Regions from separate parts of the Homo sapiens genome. Here regions 1 and 2 are each linked to region 3. The links are chromatin loops, found by intact Hi-C in ENCODE. Cell type or tissue: sigmoid colon. All regions are shown on one strand. Region 1 holds the start of LINC00603 (long intergenic non-protein coding RNA 603). Region 2 has its middle 42 kb from the start of LINC00603. Region 3 has its middle 53 kb from the start of LINC00603.

Evidence for each region. A loop is a pair of places that touch in the nucleus more often than their neighbours do. Peaks named below come from ENCODE experiments on the same cell type or tissue, not always from the same donor. Only the 100,000 strongest peaks of a DNase experiment are listed, where the experiment ranks them.
Region 1: a loop joins it to region 3, with 2.6 times the contacts of the local background. A loop is called at or near these places in 1 of 110 quality-filtered maps.
Region 2: it touches region 3 in a loop (12-fold over the local background); 1 of 110 quality-filtered maps calls a loop at or near these places.

Annotation. Positions count from the first base shown.
Region 1 is chr5:40,050,818-40,054,817 of GRCh38, reverse strand. It overlaps LINC00603 (long intergenic non-protein coding RNA 603), which reads right to left and starts at 2,527. Exons shown (of 2, transcript NR_104633.1): 1 at 2,342-2,527; 2 at 1,494-1,869. In sigmoid colon, no CTCF peak of the experiment used is centred here; no DNase peak of the experiment used is centred here.
Region 2 is chr5:40,092,432-40,096,431 of GRCh38, reverse strand. No RefSeq gene overlaps it. Among named protein-coding and RNA genes, the nearest start is that of LINC00603, 42 kb to the right of the region's middle. In sigmoid colon, no CTCF peak of the experiment used is centred here; no DNase peak of the experiment used is centred here.
Region 3 is chr5:39,997,028-40,001,027 of GRCh38, reverse strand. No RefSeq gene overlaps it. Among named protein-coding and RNA genes, the nearest start is that of LINC00603, 53 kb to the left of the region's middle. In sigmoid colon, no CTCF peak of the experiment used is centred here; a DNase peak (open chromatin) is centred at 2,377.

The DNA of each region.
Region 1 (4,000 bases), 54 kb before region 3:
CAACCGCCACCAGAAGCCAGGAGAGAGGCATGGGATGATTTCTCTCCCAGAACCTCCAGAAGGCACCAACTCTGCTGACACCTTGATTTCAGGCTCTGGCCTCTAGAACTATGTGAGAATAAATTTTTATTTCTGTAAACAACCCAGTTTGCATTAGTTTGTTACCTCTGCCGTAAGAAACTAATACAATTCACGTTAACCCTCAAGGTAGGTGTCAGTTTCTTTTAAAAAAAAAATTTTTACAACATAACCCGACTAAAACTTGTGCTCACTCCACTGTCTTTTAATCAAGCTCACTAAACAGTAGAGTATAGCAATTAGGTGATCTGGTGAAAAAAATTATCCCAAAATTTATGCTAATTGACCACATATGCTTTTTCATTTCAATTCCAAGAGCAATTCTTTCCATCGGGAGGTTGACTGCTCCTTCAAGATGGTCATTGCTACTTTGTCAAAGCCTGTAACCTGGGAGATAGCCAAATAGGATGGCTTTGGTGATTTCTCACCACAACAGGGCTCCTGTGCTTGCAGGAAAGGAGATAATAGATTTTGGAAGACCAGGCAATGCAAGGAATGAGTCTGCACATTCTGGGTCAGATGCCTGGAATAATGTGTTACAGGCTTCTAGGGAATGAGGGGGAATCCACAGCATTGATGGCTCCTTTGTTGATGCTGAAGAATCTGAGGATTACAATGAACAGGTTTGGGAAGAAAGTCAGGAATTTTAAGTGGCACAAAAAAGTCTGGTTATAAAAATGGGCACTGATTAGGTCACGGGCAGGGCAGAATAGAAGAAACCAGGAATGGAAACTGGACTTAGCGAAAAGTACAAAATCAGCTATGAGGCACTCAGACAGGAACTCACAGACAGAAGCTGGCCTGGAAAGAAGTAGTGTATAAACAGTAGACACTCTGAAGAATCTAGATTCTTTCCAACCCGGAGGATGAAGACAGCAAGTAGGTTGGGCAGATCAGTGTCAAGAGATTCAGGACAGATGGACAGATCTAAATGGAAACAGATTGAATCTATGGCAGGGGTCAAATATCAGAAACTCAAGCTAAATTCACAGGGAACAAATAAGAAGGGCTCTTGTTTTTCATCCCCTCACAAAGTTCTGGGTTTCTGGTAAAAAGTAAGGGGGTATTTTACATGTTCAAGGGTTCTCTGCAGAGTGACAGAAAGCTTAATCCCAGGCCCTCCCTCCCCATTACAGAAATTTTGTTTTATTTATATGACACTTAATATATATGTGCAGTTTATAGATGTCTTAAATTTCCTGCCAGAAGGTATGCTCCTCTTGGTGTTAACGGATATTATTTTTGAGCACCTACTGTGTCCCAGGTATTCTTTGTCAGTGCTTCACATACATTATAATGCCATTGTTTCTTTTGAATGCACACAATCCTGAAAAGTTTAAGATGTAGAGAGATAAGTAACTCATTTATGGTCACACAGCTAGAAAGAGACAGAACTATAAATTAAACTCAGGTAGTCAAATTTCACATTCAGTTTTTATTGTCATTGATGGTGTTTTCCCTCCTATTTCCCATGGCTTATTTATTGCTACCAATTCACAGTCCTTACAGCAACAGCAAGTTAGATGATCTGATGAGGATTACTTTGTTTCCACACAGGAGTATAGTGTGTACTGCTTCCTAGAGCTTGATCTTTCTGGTTGCAGATTTTGGTAACGGTGGAAGACTACATCTTCTAGGGGAGCTCATGGTAAGAATGAAGTAGAAGAGGCAGGAGTCCAATGAGTCATTCTATATCATCAGGTGCCCAGACTGCAATCGCGAAGGAAGAATTGTTTGCCTTGAGGCTTATCATACTTCCCACAAGGGCAGGGCTTGGTGTCAGAGTGTAATCTACACAAAACAGAGAATCAGAATCTATTTAGAGAGGGAGTGCTTCACAGAGGATAAAATAACTAAGATTTCAGAACTATCTTGACTTTTTCTTCCGTAAAACTTTACCTAGTAAACTCCTATTCAATGAAATGGTGAAGCCCTGTCTCTACTAAAAATACAAAAATTTGATGGGTGTGGTGGTGTGTGCCTGCAATCCCAGCTACTCAGGAGGCTGAGGCATGAGTATCACTTGAACCCAGGAGGCAGAGGTTGCAGTGAGCCAAGATCACACCACTGCACTCCAACGTGGCAACAGAGTGAGACTCTCTCAAAAAAAAAAAAAAAAAAAAAAACAGCTCTGCTACTTTAGCAGTGTGGGGTAGTTGGAGAACCAAATGCATGTGTAGCCACTTAACAGGCATCTAAAACTTGAACAAATTACTTCTTTTGAAACTCAGTTTTTTCCTCTGTGAAGTGAGATAATACTTACCTCGTTGTCTGTGTGAGAGAGTTAAGTTTCCACGCTGGCCCACGGAAAGCATTTGGAAAATTGTTGTTCTCTTATCTTGATTACATAGGATTCCAAACTGTGTGCATTTCTTTCCAACTAAAATACGAGTTCTCAATGTTGGAATTGATGGTGGTCCTCATTTTTTTCTATTCGTTTTAGCAAGTGCCTAAAGAATTTATAAAATAAGTTATTTTATAAAGAAGAGTAACTTTGTTTATTATGATTAGTTAATTCATACATGGGTAAGCTGACTTGATGAGCTCCACACCACTTAGGACTAACAGCAGTGATTTGGAATTGAATTTCTCATGTAGTGGCTGTGGAGAAGACAGTGAGAAGTGTTGGTTCATTTTCTGTTGCTTTAACAAAATGCCACAAACAGGGTAATTTATAAAGAAAAGAAGTTTATTAAGTTCAATGTTCTGGAGGCTGGAAAGTCCAAAGTCGAGGGGGCTACATCTGGTGAAGACTTGCTTGTTGCCTCGTAACAGGGTGGAGAGCATCACACGGTTAGGAGGCAAGAGAAGAGAGTCAGAGAGAGCTTGCTTTTATAACAAAGCCACTCCTGTAATAACAAACACACTCCCCTGATAATGACATTAATCTATTCATGAGGATGGAGAGATTATGTTTTCAACATGTGAAAATTTGGAGAATACATTCAAACTGTAACAACAGGGAAGGAACTCTTATATTCTCACCTATTCAATCCAGATATTTAGTTAACTTGGAATGTGATACTGTTTGGGGAATGATGTACCTATGGATAAAAACCAGATGCAGTCCATTGTGAAGGTGATTCATGCAAGTATTACAAGCTACTTTAGGATTACAACTTACCCTATTGCAAGTGTTGAGAATTTGGGGTTCTGTGACTTAGGTGATGAGAGTGGCCCCCCTCCATGAGCTATGCAGTCACCCAACAAGTATACATATAGTTCTCTGTGTGTTTGTATAATAAGTATGTGGGTAGTTAAGGCTAACCATCTATTAAAAAATATAAACTATTTGTGTTTTTGTTTTACCAATTTACTTAGGAACAAATATGTATTAAGTATTTTTTGTATGCTGGGCTCCTGGCAAATGTAAACATGAAAGCATGATCTTGCATTAAATCAATCTAACTTTTCAAATCCATATGTTAAGGCAATACACACCTTGGTTGAATTTTGGATTAAAGAAGGCTGTTATTTTATTATTTGAAATGACAACATACTTGAAATGTCATTTTAGAAGATGACCCTAGTTATTCCTGATTGTCTCAGGCTTTTTATATTCGACTAGTTTATTATCATTTTACCTGAGCTCTCTGCTTTACTTCTAATTTCCTAAAGCCTCTATAAATCTTGGTCTCCCTTCTTTGATTTGTTGCTGTCTTTGAGAAGACAATTACAGATCCCTGCTTCTCAGTTTCTCTGGAATTTTGCTCATCCATTTTCCTGATGTTTTTTCAATGTCTTCTGTCACTTCTTCTCTGCTGGTTTCTCCACTGCTGACAAAAGTGTTCAAAGCTTTTCCTATTCTAAAGAAGAGAAAACTTCATCCCAATCCAATTCCCTTTTGAATTATACCCTCTTTTCCTCTTTGATTCAATACCAAAGTTCTTGAAACTTGGGCAGACTTTCGACTCCATCTTGT
Region 2 (4,000 bases), 95 kb before region 3:
TATAAAATGTGGAGGGATGTTCAACATTCCTAAGTAAAAAATGAGATTATAAAATAACACATGTATTATGATTCTGTTTTAACAAAATAATATATTCACCAGAAAGAATATATACTAAGTACCAAAAATATTTATAGGACTATAGTCAAGTTATAATAAACATCAAAGATAGACCAAAAGAAGAAGAGAAACCATAAAATTGTGCTGGGAAGGCTGAAAGGCATGTGTAGGCTGAAAAACATGCTGAGCTCTTAGCTTTACCCTTTAAATAATGTGGACAAAGTACAGGTGTAAAACTGAGTTGTCAATGCTTTTTCCTTCTCTTCTAGTCACTGCCTTTAGGAATCTAAGTCACAGATGCAATTTGGATGCAATGCATTTTTGAACACAAGCCTAAAGATAAATAAATTGAATGTTGAAACTAAAACCAGCTCCAGGATAATTTATGATTCAAATCAGAGTACACAAAAATAAATGTTCCCCAAAGGCTTTACCATCCATTAGCAGCAAACTTCTCTGTCTTATATACTCTTTATTGTTTACTGTTTACTTGCTTGCTGTTTATCCTTCTTGTATTTATTCCCAGGTTCTAAAATTAGAATCGCAAAAGATATCCAATATAATACTTGTTAAATGAACAATTCATCTAATTTTCTCTAAAGCTATATCTACTTTTGAATTCTACGGCTTAATTTCTGATCACAAACACTATCTACGTGGGACAATATAGTTTATTAAATATAGTGCTTGCTACCATGGCTTCTGCCTATCCTGGGCTTGTTTGTCCTTAGATTCTTTCTTCCTCTGCTCACTTCTGTATTACAGGAAAGCTGGCTTCTAGAGACTGCAATTCCCAGGCACCCATGACAACTGGCTTCAGACTAGGACTTGTCAGCAGGAAGCACCAGCAGAATATTTGAGAGTGAACAAAGGAAAAAGCCAGGACACTTCTTTCCCTCCTATTTGTCCTGTGCAGCATTTTCCCATATATCTCTGTGAATCCTGCTTCTACTCATGAGGCCCATGGGATTCCAGATTCTATCAGGTGACTCTGGCTCTGGGATTCAAATAACATCATCCTCTCTCTTTGAATTTCCATCCCAGGGGTGTTAATGATTTCCTTTTGTTGCTAATTCTAGGTGGCCTCAGTCTTCTATTACCCATGTAAACAGTCCCCGGCATTAAGATACCCTCCATTGTAATTAATGTGGATTATGTTTTCCTGTTTGGACTCTGTAAAAATGACTGCAAAATGACTACAAAAGTATATTTACCAATTGTTTAGTTTAAAATATGATTTGCTACCATAGTGAAGGAAAAGTGAGATTTGATTTATGGTAGTTTTTTGTTTTAATTTCAAAGACTTTGCAATAAAAATCAATTTTAAGGGAAAATCTCAAAATTTTCTTTCTTAAAACAAAACTTTCTCAAGAATTGAAAGTTAACTTTTTCTTTTTCCATGTGAGGTCATTTTGAGGATGGGAAAGAACTATGTTTACATGATTTTAAATAAGTAGAACTCCTCTTTCTTGCTTACTCTAAGGGTGCCATTGATGTTATGGACATTATTGATTACTGAAATAGAGATGACCACCTTTCCAGTGGTATGAGTCACAGAGGTGTCTAGCAGATGTCAATCTAGGCAATTCTCTTTGTGTTCTCTTTGTGTCTGGTCCTCATAAATTTGTGAAGGGTCCCATTCTGAGTCAAAGCCTTGGGTTCTAACTGATCACCATCCTGGCTCTTGGCTCTCCCTTTCTTTGCTTGAAAAAATATGAATTCCATTTCCAGGCCATATATTCCAAGTCATGTCTTCAATATTAGCCACATCCACCCTGTGGCTTCATTTTCAAATTTCATTCTTGCAGTGCTTGAACTTCAGATCATAATTACTGTGTTCTCTCAAAAAGAAGTGAATCTCAGTGAGCTTGAGATGTGCCCTATATTTGTACACAGTTAACACATACCCCACGTCATTATATTTCCATTAGAGCTCTAATAGTGTGTGTCAGGCAAAACGTTTTAAAATAAAACATGGTTTACTTGTATTTGGAAAGGTTGTATTATATAATGGTTAAGATCTTGGGCATGTGGTTTTGAAACCCCACTTTGACATTTTACTAGGTCTGGGAACTTGAACAAGTTACTTACCATCAAGTCTTTATTGCATCATCTATAAAACAGAGACTTAAAAATTCACAATACCTAATGACATCTTTGGGATTTAAACAAAATATTATATAAAGAATTTAGCATAGTACCTGGAACATTGGAACATAGTAAACACTCAAGTCATGTAAGCTATGATAAGGATGACGCTGTTGGTGATGATGTCTGTATAACACAGTCTAATGAGGAGGCTGATAAAAATAGCTAACTATGGCCCGGTATATTTTAAGTTCTTTGCAGAACTGGCATATATTTATTTATAAGCATATTTCTATATATGAGTTTTTATATATTTGGTTTTCTTGTAGCATGGAGACCACAGAATAGTTAAAACATTTCCAGAAAAAAGGTTATAGCCAAATAAGGCCCTATTTTCTCTTGTTTTTATTAAGTCAAGTAGAAATCTATTGAAGTGAAAAATAATAACAGAGCAAGTGTGGTGCTACTTAAAAGGTGCAAACTAATCTTAAGACACAACACAGACATTCTCCTGTCTAGTCAGGGCATTCTTCTCGGTGTAATACAATGCAGGACAAACAAGTTCAGTCATGACGAACCTCTTCTCTGGGCTGCCTTATATTGGAAGGGAACAAAACTGGCAATTCTATTCCAGTGGAGGATATACTTTCCACTTTGTCCTTAATGCTCCTCAAATTCTACCTGATTTGGAGAATAAAGTAATCATTCAAAGACCTTACATTTCCTATGTTCAATCTGGCTTAAATTTACATACTCTGATTTCCCACACTGCCAGCCTCTCTTTCTTCATTTCATTTGCAATTTAATCTTCTTTTTCCTGACTTTCTGAACTTTAAACAATGTCCTTAGGCTCTGCCCCAGCTCCTCTTCATTTATCACTCCATGCTTTCTTTTCCTAGGCAATCTAATAGCTGCACCCATAGTCATCCCTCCACTGACAACTTTCAAGTTTATGTATTTCATTTTTGGCTTCTGAGCACAAACCCATACATTCATCTAACATGCTTCAAATAGTATATGTTACCCTCACCTACTCTAAATGGGTGTCTTTTGTGGACTCGGAGAATCTGAGACAGGTCTCAGTTAATTTAGATATTTTATTTTGCCAAGGTTAAGGACACACACCCATGACACAGCCTCAGGAAATCCTGACATGTGTTCATGGTGGTTGGGGCACAGCTTGGTTTTGTACATTTTAGGAAGACATGAGTCATCAATCAATATATGTAAGAAGTACATTGGTTTAGTCTGGAAAGGTAAGAAAACTTGAAGCAAACACAGAAACACTCGAAGCGGGGAGGGGGCTTCCAGGTCATAGATAGCTAAAAGACAAATGGTTGCATTCTTTTGAGTTTCTGATTGGCCTTTCCAATGGAGGCAATCAGATATGCATTTATCTGAGTGAGCAGAACAATAACTTTGAATAGAATGGGAGGCAGATTTTCCCTAAGTATTTCCCAGCTTGAGTTTTTCCCTTTAGCTTAGTAATTTTGAGGGCCCAAGATATTTTCCTTTTACATTTCCCCCTCTTTTCTTTTAAAAAATCTTTTTGAGAAAGGATTTTAGAAGAAAATGAGTCTCTGGTCCCAGGTCTCATCTTATCTCTCATGGCTAGGATGGTTTATTGCTGTACAGATAGGTCTAGAGTTATCAGGAAAGTTCATTTTTAGAAAGTTATGAAGTCTCATGTCCTATGAAGAGAAAATAGTGGGAGGAAGGGAGAAAAACAACAACAAATAAAAGAACAATCCTGGAAAATGATATAGGCCACATTACTCTGAAGTCTATACATCACTAGGCAGGTATGAAAGTGGCTTATATATGTAAATCGATTGCTGTTACTTTCTTCTGA
Region 3 (4,000 bases):
CCTAATCACTTTCTTCTCTTTTCTCTCATTCTTTTTTTCCTCTTGCCTGCCCTCCTTGTGAAGAAAGGAAAACTGCTCTGTACATAAAGGAACTTAAGAGCACTAAGGGAAAATTTGACTTAATCATAATTTAGTCTCAATATCCCTAATATTCCCTTGGGTATCCCTTAATATGGAAGCAAAAGCAATATGTGGTGTGGTGCCTTTATAATATTTGGGAGGAGTCAAGATTTATGCCCATGTCACAAAGAGCCATACGTAAATGACAAAATCCCAAATTAAATAGAGGCAAGCCTCATATAGTATAAAGAATAATGTATGTGGCCTCATGAGGAGGCAGAAAGACTGATCCTACCTATCAGTTGCAGTTAAGAGCAGACTACCAGACTAAGACTACCAGATTAAGGCACTCTTTTCAGGAACACCACTTCTCTTAAAGAATAAGAGGCAATTTTTACACAACTCATTTACGGCAGCTCTGTATTGGACTATGGTCTTATCTGTGCTCCATACTTATAAAAAAATAAGATATATTATGTTAAGTAACTACTCGAACTGGAAAAGGATATACTCATTTCGAAAGAGTTTTTTAAAGAATGTAAATTTACTTAATTTGAAATTTCTGGAATCGTACAGAATTGTGGAATAGGATATTTACAAGATTATCACAAAATTAAAACATTCCAGTTGAAAGAAAATTTGTAGTTTTTTTCTACTTTATTACTACTCTCATTACTTCACTTCTGATAGCAAATATGTAGCTTTTTTTTTTCTCCATACCAAGCAATTCTCCACTTCTCCTCTGCCATTGACTAGGCGTCCTAATAGAATTTAACTCAGTTCTGACACTGTCCACCTGGAGTTAGTGCCAGATCCTTCAGGCTAAAGATTCAGCCCTGCAAGACTTCCTCCACTTCAGATACCAATTGCAAGTCTGGGTTCTCACCTGTGATTCTGGCTAGAAATGGAAGGTTCTCACCCCCTTCTCATGTTCAATAATTTGTCAGAATGGCTCACAGAACTCAGGAAAACAATTTGCTTACCAGACTATCAGTTGATTATTAAAGAATACAGTTCAAAAACAGCCAGATGGAACAGATGCAGAGGGCAAAGTATGGAGCTTCCATGCCCCCTCTAGATGGCCACCTTCCCAGCATCTCCACATGTTTAGCAACCGGAAACTCACCAAACACTTTTGGTTAGGATTTTCATGGAGGGCTCATTACTAGCCATGGTTGATTAAGTCATTGGTCATTAATAATTAGCTCAACCTCTAGTCCCTCACCCCTTTCTGGAGGTCAGCGGTGAAGAGAGGTGGGGAGAGGGAAAGTTCTAGCCTTTTAATCACTTGCTTGGGTCCCCTGGCAACCAGTCCTCACTATGGGACAAAAGAAGGTGAGAGCAGAGACCAAATATATATTTTATTATGTAACACCAGTACAGAAGGGAAAAAATAAAATATAATCCTAGAGAGATGAGATAATTTTAATATTTATTTCTGTCCTTCCTTCAAACCACATATTATTGGCCAAAGAGTATCAGCTTAAAATTAAACTTCCATCCCTAGGGAAACTTCTGCTATCTTAAGAAAAATGTAATTGAAAATGAAAAATATGACTTTTGCGTTTTGTTAGTTTCCTATCTCTGCTATAAAAAGACTTGAATATTTCATTAGACTTCTCACCCCAAGGATGTATAATGCTTCTTCTTAGAGGACATTGTAGCTATTACAGTGTTTATGTCTAGGGGAATATTAAGATATATGAAGGTAATTATCAGGTTTAAAAACACCTTGGTAGGGTCTGAGATCTCATAAAATATGCAGAGACCCAGTGCATCAACATCCCATTATTGGGAAGAATTGAAGTATGCATACATAGACCTTCTCTGCCAATCTAGACTAGTTGTTAGAATACTTTTTTTTACCCCAAACAACTGCAAGCATGCAGCAAGAATTAAATATAGAGTTTTCATTCACATAACTTTTATTTCATGCTTCCTGCTTTACTATTCAAGCATGTATGAAAATTGTTTCGGAGCCTAAATGGTGTGGTCTGTGTGTTAGCTCTACATGTGGCATTGTAACAGAATCCTATGCCCTCTATAAAACCACAGATACTGGATATACACACAATGTTAAAAAAAATGTTACTCAAAAGGTTGGGGAACCCACAAAAACAGATGTTCTGGCTTAGGGATCATCATTTAACTTGTTGGTATTACAGCACTATTTTGTCATCTGGATCCAAATACAAATCATGGCAGTGTCAACACTTTGTTAATAGTCTGGGGGTAGATGAACCAGCAGTGTGCAGCATCTGGTTAGCTTTGAGAGAAGCTAGCAGCTAGACTTCTCATTAACTGGGTATGACTTGGCTTGCCACAGGGCTGGGAGGCATTTTTAAAGCTGAGTTACCCTTGTAACAAATGCCAGATGCCAGGCTGGATTTATAAACATGCACCAGGTTTCAAATTAATCTGGTCAAACTTGAACATATTAATGTGCTGTATTGGAAACTCTGTGTTCTACTTATTTTGCTTTCCAAAGCTTCACACATGCGGCTTAAGTAATGAATTCCTGGGACTCCGGAGTGAGAGAGTGGAAGGAGAGCTAAGGATGGAGGTGGGGATCTGATTTGACAGGAATGGACCTGGTCTATGTAAGGCAAAGAGGCTGTAGTGCAAAGAGGGAGCACTTCTGTTTCATTAAAAAAAGAAAAAAGACTTTGGGGTCCTAATGGATCGTTTTTATTAAATAAGAAGGTTTTATCTCCTATTTTCTCAATGCTAAGCAGTAGGGAGTTGGAATCTATGAAACATGAATTGTAGACTTTGCTTTTACCCACCTTTCTGGGTCTCAGTGTTACCACATGCAAAATGAATATAGTAATTCTTATCCTACCTATAGCACAAAAGTTTTAATGAGATAAAACTGTGAAAGTTTTATCACTCTGAAGTTTCACTGGAATGTTTCAGGGATGAAGTTGTATTCTCTATAAATATCTACTTGATTCCAATATATGTTTTGAAATATTACTTAAATTGTCTTTTGGTTTTACATTGTTACTAAGATGGGATAATGTTTGAGATCATCACTGAATTTGAGTATATGCATCCTGTGCTTTGTTTTACCTTTTTCTTTTCTTTCTTTCTTTGAGACAAGGTCCTACTCTGCTGCCTAGCTGGAGTGCAGTGGATTGATCACAGCTCACTGCAGCCTTGACCTCCAGGACTCAAGTGATCTTCCTGCCTCAGCCTCCTGAGTAGCACGGACTACAGGTTCATGCCACCATGCCTGGCTAATTTTGGTATTTTTTTGTAGAGAAAGGGCTTTGTCATGTTGGTCTTGAACTCCTAGACTGATCTTGAACTTCTAGACTCAAGCAATCCACTCCCCCTTGGCCTCCCAAAGTGCTGGGATGAGGCACTGTACTCGGCCTGGTTTTTCATACATGGAAATAACATAATAAACATTTCAAATAAAATTTTATTGTATTAAAAAGAGACTAGATATTTGTAAACAAAAGTCTTCCTCAGAACATAATACGCTGATTATTTCATATAGGGTATAGTATTTTAGGACATCAACTAAACCAGGGTTAAATTTTGGTTTTGCATTTTGTGGTTGGATGACATTGAGAAAGTCATTAAGAACTCTGTACCTCAGTCTCCATTTCTGTAAAATGGGGATATGTTTTGAAGTTAAAAAACATGATGCATAGAAAATATTTAGTATAGTTCCAAGCTTATAGAAAGCACACCAAGAATGTCAGCTGTTAATGTTGGTTATTACTTATAAGTCTGATGAGCAACTAAGGCAGGACTTTTAAGTACATTTAATGTAAGCCACAAAGTTAGTGGCAGAGCTAGGATTTGAACCCCCAGGAGCCTGGCTCAGAATAGCCTGCTTTTAATTATTTTGCCCCTCTACTAAGTTACTGTTATATTAAAATTTTCTTATAAATACAGTTTTAGAAGAGCATTCAATGCTCAGTACATT